Linked DNA regions of Mus musculus: all the other regions are linked to region 1. A link is a loop called in an ENCODE intact Hi-C map of the cell type or tissue named here. Cell type or tissue: left cerebral cortex. All regions are shown on one strand. Region 1 overlaps Kif13b (kinesin family member 13B). Region 2 overlaps Hmbox1 (homeobox containing 1). Region 3 holds the start of Hmbox1 (homeobox containing 1).

The links. A loop is a pair of places that touch in the nucleus more often than their neighbours do. Peaks named below come from ENCODE experiments on the same cell type or tissue, not always from the same donor. Only the 100,000 strongest peaks of a DNase experiment are listed, where the experiment ranks them.
Region 2: a loop joins it to region 1, with 2.1 times the contacts of the local background. A loop is called at or near these places in 2 of 42 quality-filtered maps.
Region 3: it touches region 1 in a loop (2.7-fold over the local background); 16 of 42 quality-filtered maps call a loop at or near these places.

Annotation. Positions count from the first base shown.
Region 1 is chr14:64,763,146-64,767,145 of GRCm38, forward strand. Kif13b (kinesin family member 13B) reads left to right here. Exons shown (of 40, transcript NM_001081177.2): 25 at 1,858-2,004; 26 at 2,566-2,595. Among named protein-coding and RNA genes, the nearest start is that of Gm26225, 11 kb to the left of the region's middle. In left cerebral cortex, a CTCF peak has its summit at 1,754; a DNase peak (open chromatin) is centred at 1,926.
Region 2 is chr14:64,857,070-64,861,069 of GRCm38, forward strand. All of the region lies in intron 5 of Hmbox1 (homeobox containing 1), which reads right to left. Among named protein-coding and RNA genes, the nearest start is that of Hmbox1, 91 kb to the right of the region's middle. In left cerebral cortex, no CTCF peak of the experiment used is centred here; a DNase peak (open chromatin) is centred at 1,796; H3K27ac peaks cover 735 bases.
Region 3 is chr14:64,948,263-64,952,262 of GRCm38, forward strand. It overlaps Hmbox1 (homeobox containing 1), which reads right to left and starts at 1,595. Exons shown (of 10, transcript NM_177338.6): 1 at 1,315-1,595. Ints9 (integrator complex subunit 9) reads left to right here and starts at 2,031. Exons shown (of 17, transcript NM_153414.5): 1 at 2,031-2,105. The coding sequence starts at 2,097. In left cerebral cortex, a CTCF peak has its summit at 1,706; DNase peaks (open chromatin) are centred at 586, 823 and 1,788; H3K4me3 peaks cover 2,757 bases; H3K27ac peaks cover 2,515 bases.

The DNA of each region.
Region 1 (4,000 bases):
CCCAATGTGTTCTCTGAGACAGTAAGCCTTCCTCTGTCTTCCATATTATGTTTCAAATATTCAGGATAGGCTAAAGAGACAGAAGGCAGCTACCTGAAATGATGAAGTGGCCTTAGACTTAATAAAGTGGGTAAAGGTGCTTGCCACATAAGCCTGAAGACCCACATTCAGTCTCTGGGACCCTAGTGAAGATGAAAGGTGAGAAGTGACTGTAAAGTTGTCATCTGACCTGCAGTGTGGACCATGGCATGTTCACCCTCATATGCACACACACAAGGGTAATAATAATAACAATGAAATAAAACATGTTTACTGAGTGACTTTTCCCATAAAATATCAGATGCATACTCCTTGGAAATGTTCAGATCAGTGACTGTCCATCAGATGTTGTTAGTCCGAGCCTGTGGCTGCTTGAGTGGATGTTCCTGGCTGTGCAAAACTCTTGGGAGCTTAATTTCTAGATGAGAGGAAAAGTAATTGACTTAAAATTGGATGTTTAAGTTCTGTTGCTTAGATGCTCTTCTCTGTTCCTACCATGCTTGGGGATACCAGGAACCCTTCCCAGTGTCTGCCTAAGTGTGCGGAGTCACAGGGCTTGTTCTGGACACCCAAGCAGGGTCAGTTCTGATCACATTTGCAGCTTGATTTCTTTAATTCTGTGAAAAGGGCATTGTATACAGGTCAGTTCTTATCTTTTTTGTTATTTGTTTGTATTGATTGATTGATTGATTGATTGATTGATTGTTTCAGGATAGGGTTTCTCTTTGTATCCCTGGCTGATCTGGACTTGCTCTGTAGATCAGGCTGGCCTAGAATGCACAGAAATTTGCCTGTCTCTGCCTCCCTAGGGATGGGATGAAAGGTGTGCATCACTACTGCCTGGCAGTTCTTATCTTTAAAATAAGACTGAATCCCAACTTTGGTACCCTGTGCTTTAACATATGTAGGCTGCAAGTGTTTTTCTGCACCAGTTGCTTAGTGACAGCTATAGGACATCACACTTTAAACAGTTGTTCACATTCCATATAGGTCTACTACCTTGTTCTTCATGGCACTTCAGAGTACTTATCCATGTACTTGATTGTCCAGTTGCTGGGGCAAAGGTGACTTACAGTTTAGCCCTTGACCAAGCTTGGCCAGTTTAAATCCCTGTCCCACAGGATTGACATTATTTGTTTCATAACCATGATCTCTGTTGGAAGTAACTTCTCACTTAGTAGGTTGAAATAAAAGCTCTCATGGTTGCCTTGTCTGGAAGTTGCCCTTTTTCAGTCTAGGTCTCATTAGGTAGCCCCAGAACTCTATGCAGCCCAGGATAACCTCAAGCATGGAGATCTCCCTGCCAATTTCTGGAGTACTAAAGTTACAGTGTGAACCACCACACCTGGCTCAGTTCAACACTTTTTATTAGACACTGTTTGCATTTCCTTTGCTTGTAAGTTTTCATTTACCTGGTGTTTTGTCACATACCAGCACCAGAATTTTCCAGGCTGAGCCAGGAGGATTGCCTTGAATTCAAAATTAGGCCAGTGTAGGTAGGCCAGAGCTACATAGCTACATAGCAAAGCTATATAGCAAGCCCCTATTGTTCATTAAAATAATTTTCTTTTAGTTTCTAGTTATTTAGGAATTATAGAAAAATATGCTCATTTTGATTTTCTGTCTATTTGAAAGAAAATTCATTTTCCTGACTAGGTTAGAATGTATGCTTTAGTACTTAACAGTTATGAGGTAGATGAAAGCCAATTGCATTTTTCTATATCAGCCTATAGGGGTCTCTCTAAACCAGAGTTTTGAAACTCATGAAGCTGATTTTGTGTGTGTTTGTGTATATGTTCCCAAATCTCTGTGCTGCAGGGGCAGTCTCGGCGAGTTCAAGTTGAAGTGAAGTCTGTGCAGGAGTCAGGAACTTTACCACTGATGGAAGAGTGCATATTGTCAGTTGGCATTGGGTGTGTGAAAGTTAGGCCACTCCGGTCCCCTAAGATCCACGAGAATGTCCATGTAAGTTTCTGGGCCTGCTCTGTGCTTTTTGAAAGGCAACAGCAGAGCAGAATCGTTTGAGACTGCCACCCCTGCCCCACCATTGGTGTCTCCTTCAGTGCACTGTCTTGACAAGAGCACCTGTACTAGGCTGTTACTATGCTTTGTCCTGTTGTGTGGTGAACTGAGAGTTAAAACCTCTCAGCCTGGCAAACCACCAAGCCTAGCAGTGATTAACTTCCTCCCATGGCCCACCCCTCTAAAGAACCCCCACTGGCTGGTAAAGACTCTTTGCCAGCGGGTGTTTGATTTCCCCTGGAGTAGGGGGTGGTAAGCCCAGCAGGGAGATCATTGTACTGAGTCTGAAAAGGTCAGGGGAGCCTCTTCACTCCCCCCTAGAAGCTCCAAGTCTTACCAGCTTCGACATGGGATGGCTGGTAAGGCTGGGTGGGAGGCCAAGGTGTGATGTATCAATTAGACAAGAAGACAGGAACTGGGGGAGAACATAGTGGTTGTGGTTGGAGGCCTGATGTGGGGGTAAATAATTGTTTTGGTTCTACATAATACGTTGTTTTCTTTTAGGAGGAAGAGGAGGACATGGACAGCTACCAGGTAATTGAGCACCTGTTGGCCTCATCAAATCAGCTTGATTCAAGTACTTAATTACACAGGCCAGGATCTTTCTGCACTGCTACTTGATAATTAAACAATTCTGCTTTTCCCAAAAAGTCAAACAAAGTATGGAAAGGCTGTGTATTGTAGGGGTTCATGGGCTAGGATTAGGACACCCTGTGACAAAGTCCTTTCTTAATCAGGGACACTGCATTGGCCTATTTACAAAGCCACCTCCCAGCTACCTTGCCTGGGATTCCCTTGAGCTGAGTCACCCATGGGCTTAGGGAATATATGGGTGTGTGCGCGCACATGCACGTGCACATCTATTTCTGCGTCTTACATGTGTGAGACTAGGTCACCCTGAATGCCCCCTTCCTTGAGCTGTCCATTAGTTTTGGAGGTTTTGTTTCTCTGTCGTTTCTTTTCCTAATGTGCCAGATTTTGTTTATGTCTGTGAAGTTGCATCTTGTTGTCATCATTTAGAACTGCCCAGGCTCTTTGGAGCCTGATTATGTCATCTGCTGTAGTCACTCTCCTGGCTTTGCATCATCCTAATTTGATAGAAATGTCTGCTTTCCTATAAGTCACTGATTAAAAGAAAAAAAGGCAAGAGAAAAACCTCACCATATCAGCTGGGTTGAACTCAGAGTATGAACTAAGAGAATGGAGCCTTCTTTTAAACAGACATTATCCCATTCATCACTGCTTTCTGGATGTGGTATTTGAGGTCCCTGTGATTGCACTTAGAGGAGATGCACAGCACGTTTTCTCCATCTTGTCCACAGGAATGTCATAGGCTATTTGGTTAAATGTGCTGTTGAAATCCAGACACTGACATCTGCAGCATTCCTCTGAACCACCAGCCCCTAACCATGTTACTAAAGGAAGTGAAGTCAGACTGGCGTGCTGGCAGGTGCTGACTGGTGGGGTTCAGTCTGTCAGTAACCACCCCTGTTGTCTTGCCCACTGCTACCTCCCAAATATGCCCAAGGAGTAGACGCATGTGCTATTGGAGGTGGCTAGACACTTGAAAGCTTCTTTCTGGTAGTTCTGAGGAGTGAACATTTGAAGCTTGTTAAGTACAGTTTGTGTTTCTAGTCCAGCCAGGCAGCCTCACAGAAGATGTTGTTTCTCATGGGTGGAGTTAAGCAAGTACAAAGAGAACCAATTCCTAAAGGCCTGTCCACTCTAGAGTCCACTAATGCTTCCTGCTCTGGGAGTGGTGATCTGAATTGTAGGTAGAGTCACTTGTTGGCCGTTCGTGCTGGGCTGGCCCGAAGCTCAGGTGGTAGACTGCTTGCCTTGCATTCAGTTTTCATGTCCCGATTATTCTGGGCATGGTGACAGAAGCCTGTGGTCATCCAGCACTCTTAGGTGGGAACAGAGACTCATCAGGTTGACT
Region 2 (4,000 bases), 94 kb after region 1:
GAAACTTGTAAAAACCCAGAATGGATCTAGAGGCAAGAAGCTGAAAGAAGTATTTCACTAGAGAAATGCAACTCAACGTCATTTAACGTAAGCAAAGAATCTACAAACACAACCGACTTGCTTGCCAGGCATCTATCTCTACAGCAGAGAAAAGTCAGCTTTTCATTTTGCAGTTTGCCTTAATTTTACATTTTTTTCTCAAAGTGTATGTGACAATATGATGCTATTTACATTTCTCCTGATAACCTGTCTACTAGACAGAGGGAAGGTTATGATATTAGCAAACTACCTCCTCATAAACCCACCCAAGGCTTACTTCCTACAAATTGCTTCAGGCAAGCTGCAGGACCACACCTCAGGAACCTGGCAGCTCTCTCTTGGTATCTTAACATGAACAAAATTGACTTTCACATCTCTCTCTCTCTCTCTCTCTCTCTCTCTCTCTCTCTCTCTCTCTCTCTCTCTCTCTCTCTCTTTCCTTCCTTTCAGTACACATCATATGTATTTTTTCAAACACAGACAACAGTGTCTAAAATTCAGAAAGCCACAAAAGGGTTATTCAACGGTAAAATGCCTGCCTTGAATGCACAAGGTCCTGGATTTGATCCTAAGCACTGCAAAACAAACAAACAAACAAACAAAAGACCCAGAGGTTAAATAATTAAGTCTTTCTATGTCTCCCCAAACCAACAGCATCCCCCTTCAGAGCTGATCTAAACTAGAATCCCCAACAGTTTTTATACGTACAGAAGTCTAAACTCTGTGTGTGTGTGTGTGTTTGTGTGTGTATACCCTGGATACCAATAATAATGTAGTATAAATTGTCTCATATCTTATATTTTAAACTTCTGTATGCTGTTTCACTGCATGCAAATATAATTCATACAAAACATAACTACAATGCTCTACGATATTTCCTTGTAGAGAACTTAACCACTTCTTGATGAGGTGATTCTACTGACTTGTAAAGAAGAACATAAGGCACTCTAAGCAACCATTTAAAAGGCAGACAGAAAAGAACCTGAGGCACTACACTGTATTCAAAGATTACAGCAACTCCAAAGTACCCACAGAAGGAGAAACACCACCATTCTTTAGACAGAACCAAAGGCTGTTTTAAAGTCAACAAAGGTGCACCAACACATCCAGGAAGAATCCTATGCCACATTACCTCTTAAAGGTGAAAGGACAGAAAATCTTACTGATGGGTAAGATTCAATTAGTATAAATACAACAGAACTACCATTTGACACTACCAACATCCTTTTTTTCTTTTTTAACTGCTTGTAAAATATACAGAAAAAAAATGGAAGGAAATGAGTATAGACTGGGGTTTTAAACAGGAGACAGCGATGCAACTTGTACGGGAAGCCAATGTCTGCAAATGGGGAACTCATCCTTGACAAGAGAGCCTGCCTGTGCAGAGGGCCGCTCCCAGTGAGCCTTAGTCTTTTCCTGTGCTTCCCACTGGGTGTCCTACACGCCAACTTCCTTCAATGTCCCTCGGAGCTGGGTGGGTCTAGCTCAGGTTCCTACATACATTTAATTGGGAAGTAAGATTAAAAACAAAACTAAAATCATTCCAAGGTTGCAAGCTAGATTCCTAGTAGGAGTCCCCAGTGAGCCTAAAAATGCTGTGGCGGCTCTTTGCTGTTTCCAGTGAAGTAATTATGTCGACAGCTTCCACCCTGCCCCAAGCTGGAGTACAGCCCTAAACCCCAGTGTGGGAGTTCAGCTCAACAACCATTGATCTCTATGCGAGTTCTGTCCTAGGTACCAAATCCTCAGGAAAGCACAGTTCCTCACAGAGCTAGCGGAACCCTCCCTATCAGGCTGTGTGTCTCTGAAGCACACCACACTCCAAGTCTCCTTCCTTCTTCATCTAGCTAGCTTTGCAAATTACTGGCTTTGGATGAGTCACAGGAGAAGGAAACTCATCTTCAGGAGACTACCTAGCATCCAGTCTGACAAACTGCTTCAAGAATATCGTAGAATTGTGCTGGTCTCATATGGAAGCAGCAGACCTCTGAGCACTTGAAATGGAGTTGGTGGGAAACTGTGTTATAAGTGTAAAACACCTACTGATCTCTAAAGAATGTGGACAAGAGGTAAACAGGGAGTGGCCATGTTTCAATTTTCAAAATGAAAATTAAGCACTGACGTGACAGGTGCTAACACCCATCATTGCTGTGAATTTTCAGGTTTTTTCTGAAACGTGGCTGCCTGAAAACACGAATCCCCGTGGCACTGGGGCTGCAGCCCCCCCCCCCCAACAGTGCTGCCTGGAACATTAACAGTAACATGAACAGAGGCACTTCTTCAAGAGCTCTGCTTATGCTTTTAGACACTGTTAGAAAAATATGGAGGCAAAATGTCAGCCGATCCATGTTGAAGGAGTGATAAGATTATCTCATTTTGTTTTATAAATCTCCCTGGAAGAACTGACTGAGCAACTATCTTCAAGGAAAGCTGAGACTGCCTAACACAGGACAGAGTATTTACCGCCACACAGACTCCTCAAAATGCAAAGCAAAGGTATTGTCTCCACCTTAACAGCGCCATCAAGCATGGACATGAGCAGTGCCACCACGTGACATGCTCTATGGCGCATGGCAACACGGACCTCTTGCTGTTCACACTGTATTTTCACCAAGGAAAATATACAGCAAAATTGTACTTGTACTGCTATTTCCTTATTCCTACCACACATTTCTCTATCAATCCATTTCATTTTTGTTGCATCTCAATGTAAATTGATGTCATTATGACAGAGATCCCTAAAAAAAAAAAAAAAAAAAAATCTATGCACTCTTTCTGACAAAAACACTCACCCTGAATCTAATGGAGCCCTTAATTCTGACTCTCACTGTATAGGCAATACAGAAGGTGCTTTCTCCTTGGGTATTGGAACTGCTTCTTAAAGGAACAGTGCCCTTTTTTATAGTATTCAGATTGTTCATGCTCTGTGTGAGAGACATAGCTTGTTGTAAGCTTTTTTTTTTTAATTTTATTCTTATCTAAGCTCCTTTTTTTAAATTTTTATTTTATTTCTATGAGTATACTGTAGCTGTCTTCAGACACACCAGAAGAGGGCATCAGATCCCATTACAGATGGTTGTGAGCCACCATGTGGTTGCTGGGAATTGAACTCAGGACTTCTGGAAGAGCAGTCAGTGCTCTTAACCACTGAGCCATCTCTCCAGCCCCAAATAAATCTTAAAAAATATTAGTGAACAGCAAAAATGTTCACAATTGTTGTATCTAAGAAAATTAAATGAAAATAGCTGGATACCTTACTGGTCTTTTTAAATGTCTATATATCTGTAACACTTCAAAAGAGAAAACAGGGGAGAATAGAGTCTAGACTTTTTGGTTTTTTGAGACAGGGTTCCTCTGTGTATCCCTGGGAGTCCTGGAACTCACTCTGTAGACCAGGCTGGCCTCGAACTCAGAAATCTGCCTGCCTCCACCTGCCTCTGCCTCTGGAGTGCTGGGATTAAAGGTGTGTGCCACCAGGCTCGGTTTAGACATTTCTTTCTTTTATACAGATTGCTACAATTTTGCTTTGTCTTACCAGGGCCTTTTGGGTTGAGAAAAGAAACAAACCAGCAACCCCCCCTACTCCCGAGCCCCCACAAAGCACTTGAATGCAGTACTGTGTACTTGCAGCTCAGGGTCAATGCTGCTGCATGCAACACCTCACCTAGTGTGCCTGCAGGCTTTGTGCACTGCACCTAGACATAAATGTTATACCAACAAGGATCACTACATCATAACCTGTGCACTGTTCAGCCCGAGACAGACACTCTCATCACGTCATATTTTTCTTGATCTATCACTTGTTACAAGTATTTTGGAAGAAATGATGCCTATTCTTGGCAACTCCAGACATCAAGACTGGTGATCTTTTCTCTTAAGATTTCATCTATTTTTTAATCTAATGCTGCTCCCAGAAGCTATGTGAATGGCTTCACCTTAAAATTCTAAAATATACTTATTA
Region 3 (4,000 bases), 190 kb after region 1:
TTATCTGCAGGTCCCCAGAAAAAGGGGCACGTGACTATACCCTATATAACAGACGAGGGTTTTTTTAAGCTTCAGACAAAAATAAAAATAGCAATCACTTTTATCATTCAACTTTACGAAGCGTGTATCTTTACTGCTAAGTGCATTCTTTGCTTCACTCACCCAATGCTTCCTCACTCTTCCATACCAGTTTTCAAGCATTTGTGACACAGAACAGGGTGGGGTAGAAGAAAAAACAAAACAAACAACAAAAAACAAAAAACAAAAAACAAAAAAAGACCACAGCGCCTTTCAGCGCACAGTCAACCCTCTTCTCCGCAAAAAATTTCCAACAGTTTTTTCAACTACGAAAATAAGTCGCCTTATCTACCTCAGGATACAGAGCAGACGTTCTGTCTCATTAGAAGACAGCGATGCGGATGGCATTTAGCACTCGAGATTCCCAGCCCCACGTTCCCGAATTTTAAATAACTGGCAAGCTACTGAGCATGAAGATGACAAGATACCTCTACTTACTGTTTCGGGGTGAAGGTGGGTGGAGGACTCCTTTCAAAGTAGCCCCAATAGTGTAACCCAAACACGGTTCCGGAATAAAATACTAAGAGACACTTTTCCTTTCCCACCTTTAGCTGCCGACTTGAGGCAAAGATGCATCTCCACATCACATCATCTATATAGTCCTGCCGGGAGTTTGGGGTGGAGACTGGCCCAGAGTAGGGCACCGAGTGTGAGCTGGGCGCCCAGACACTAACGAGTTACTGAGCCCCCCCAAACCCTGCACAAGATCCTTGGACCAAAAGTCCAGCCCGGGACTCCTGCGTGCTTCCCAAGCCCAGGCCGCTTATCTCTGACTCCAGCCATCTAACTTACCATCTACAGACATTCCTTCAAGACGATCGCAGCACCCAAGTACACGTCACAGTTTAAAACACAGCGAGACACTCCCCAAACAAACCAGCACACCTCGAAACCACCTTACAGTTTCTCAAACTCCCAAGCAGGAAGACCCCCCAACTCCAGGATTCAAACCTTCCGCCGGTCCTGAAGACCAGAGAGAAGTTGGGAAGCCATCGACGCCTCTCCACGCCCGCCCCTCACAAACTGCCCCACCCCACAGCCCGCGCACGGCCGCCCCCTCGGAAGTACCCCTACTTGCTCCCCTATGCTCAACCTGGCTACTCCAGAGACCCATCTGTGGCGCCTACTCACTTTCTCTCCCCCCCAAACATCTCGACATTTTTTTTTCCTTAAAGTAATGAGAGAAGTGAGGAAAAGAGACTTGAGGCAGTCCAGCTTGCAAACGACCCCACTCACCTTGGAAATCCAGCTGAGAGTTCTCTGCACCCTGCTCAGCCCCCTCCCCAGCGTCCCAGTGCAAGGCTGAGGGAGGGAGGAGGAAGGCGGGAGGGGGAGGGGATCTTCACCGCGGGGCGCCCTGCGGGAGGGGCTGAGGAGGGCTCCAGGCCCGCGCAGGAAGAGCCTAGGGGGGAGGGGAGGCCCCTATCTCCCAGTCTCCCCCTGAAAACCTCCCTTGTCTCAATCACATCAGACTGACTGTCTTTGTCTGGCTGACAACCGCCATATTGATAGCAACAGCCCCGCTCCCACCTGCTGCCGCTGGGCATCCCTGGGAGTTGTAGTTTCCGGTTCCCTAGAGGAAAAGTGCAGAGTTGAGGGTCTGAGGCCCTAGGGAACTACAGCTTCCAGCAGGCACTGCGCCCATACGCCTTCCCACAGGGAGGAGGGGAGCTGGGAGCTGAAATCGTGCGGACTACACATCCCAGAATACCATGGATGCTAGACCCAGATGAGGGACATGATATCATGCTGGGATGGAAAGGAAGGATGAATTGGCGGCGGCGATGAATTTGAGCGGACGGAAGGAGGTGATTAGAGAGAAAAGGGAGGAAAAGGAAAGACGCCCACAGTGCCCATGATACCTGCAGTAAAACTACATTTCCCGTGAGGCTCTGGAAAATGCTTAAGGAGTGAAGACTCCAAGTCCCGCGATGCTCTGGGCTATAGAGATTAAACCGGAAGATCCTTCCCTGTCTTTAGAAGTGAAGAGACTGGTACTGAACAACCAAAAGTCCGATATGAAACTGGTGAGTTTCCACTACTAAGTCAGAGGGCAAAGGTAATGAATGCTATATATCTTTGGAGTCTGTCGCCTCCACCATGATTTATCACGGAGGGAGGTCAGCACTTAAAAATTATAAAGTGAGCTGGGTTTTGCGATTGGGATTTGAATTCCCGCTTGCTCACATCCCACAGCTCCTGCATCTGTCAGGAGGTCTTCATTACTGTTTGGCAGATCCCTTTGGCCGCACGTGAGGTTGTATGTTACATTTCTTCACCCTTGGGCTAAAGATAGGCTCCAAAACTTTGGTTTGGTCATGTTTCTCAGCCTGCACCTGAGAGCTATAATAGATCATCAACCACTTTCCACTTAATGAGCACTTGAGTGGACTCCTACTGATATTGCGAGGCTGGATTCCGATCTGAACAGAAAGTAGGAGCGATCAGACAGAAGGTCTAAATGTCCTGTTACTCCTAACTGCAGTTCGAATTACAAGAAAGAGATGCTAAAGGGTGGTGCCCTTGAAGGATTCCCGTCTAAAGCCTGCTTGAAATAAACAGCTCTAGATAAAACATGCCTCCTGAAGAAGTAACTGTGTGGCAAAACACTAAGCTGACAGGTGGCCTTTTCAGATATTTGCTTTGCCCCATTTTTCTGAGCACACCGTTCTAACAAGTTGTTTTATTCAAGCTTAATGGAATAAGTAATAGAGTAATAAGGAAATTGAACGCAGGTGTGAAATGCTTGTCGTCGCCCTCCTATTCCCTACATTCTCACTGCCAACTTACTGTAGAATCTTCCTAATTGCTACGTGGAGAGAAATATCCTCAATAGAGTGAAGTGTGTTTGGTATGTTCTGTTTAAGAGAGAAGCGATGCAGAAACGTTTATTCCAGAACAACTTTTTTTTTTTTTTCTCTTCTTCTGTTTTTTTGAGATAGAGCTTCTCTGTGTAGCCCTAGCTGTCCTGGAATTCTCTTTGTAGCCCAGGCTGGCCTCTCAGAACAACTTCTTTGGGAGGGTATCAGAACTTAGGTACTTTTTGCTTTACTCATAAAATCTTCTTGCTTAACGTATACACAGAGGTTAAAGCAGGGAAGGAGCAAATGGAAAATTAGCCATTCCCTTTCAGAATCAAAAGCTGGCGAAAAGAAACCAGATGTGGCACACCTTTAATTCCAGCACTCAGGAGGCAGAGGCAGGCAGACCTCTGAGTTCTAGGATAGCCAGGGAAGTTATACTGAGAAATCCTGTCTCAAAAAAAGAAAGAAAGAAAGATAAAGAAAAGAGAGAGAAAAAGAAATCAAGAAAAGGAAGTATTAAAAAGAAAGAAAAGAAAAAGAAGTATTCTAATTATTATCTTCCCTTTCAAACAGTGTAGATCCAATAATTAATCCAATAATTACTATCCGAATATCAAAATAGTTTCTCAGTAGGTTAAACTTGTGTGCTGTGCCTACCAAAGGGTTTGAATAAACTTTCTCAGGTCCTTACATTTTAGCTCTGTTTACTGCTTTAAAAATGTGAGGTTGGCTATGGGTTTTGTATATTATAGGGACTAGGGATCTATGTCAGTGGCAGCATGGTTGCCTAGGATGCACACAATACATTGGGTTTGGTCTTCAGCATGATGGTAATGAGTTACATTGTGAAACACAAACATGCTTTTGAACAAAGTCTTGTTTTTGAGTAAGACTTTCCCTTGCTGGGCAGTGGTGATGCACACCTTTAATCCAAGCACTTGGGAGGAGGAAGCAGGCAGATTTCTGAGTTGGAGGCCAGCCTGGTCTACAGAGTGAGTTCCAGGACAGCCAGGACTGCACAGAGAAACCCTGTCTCAGAAAAACAAAACAAAACAAATAAGACTTTCACAGGTGCACATGAGGGATAGCCACATCTTGATTCTTTTCCCTTAATGAGA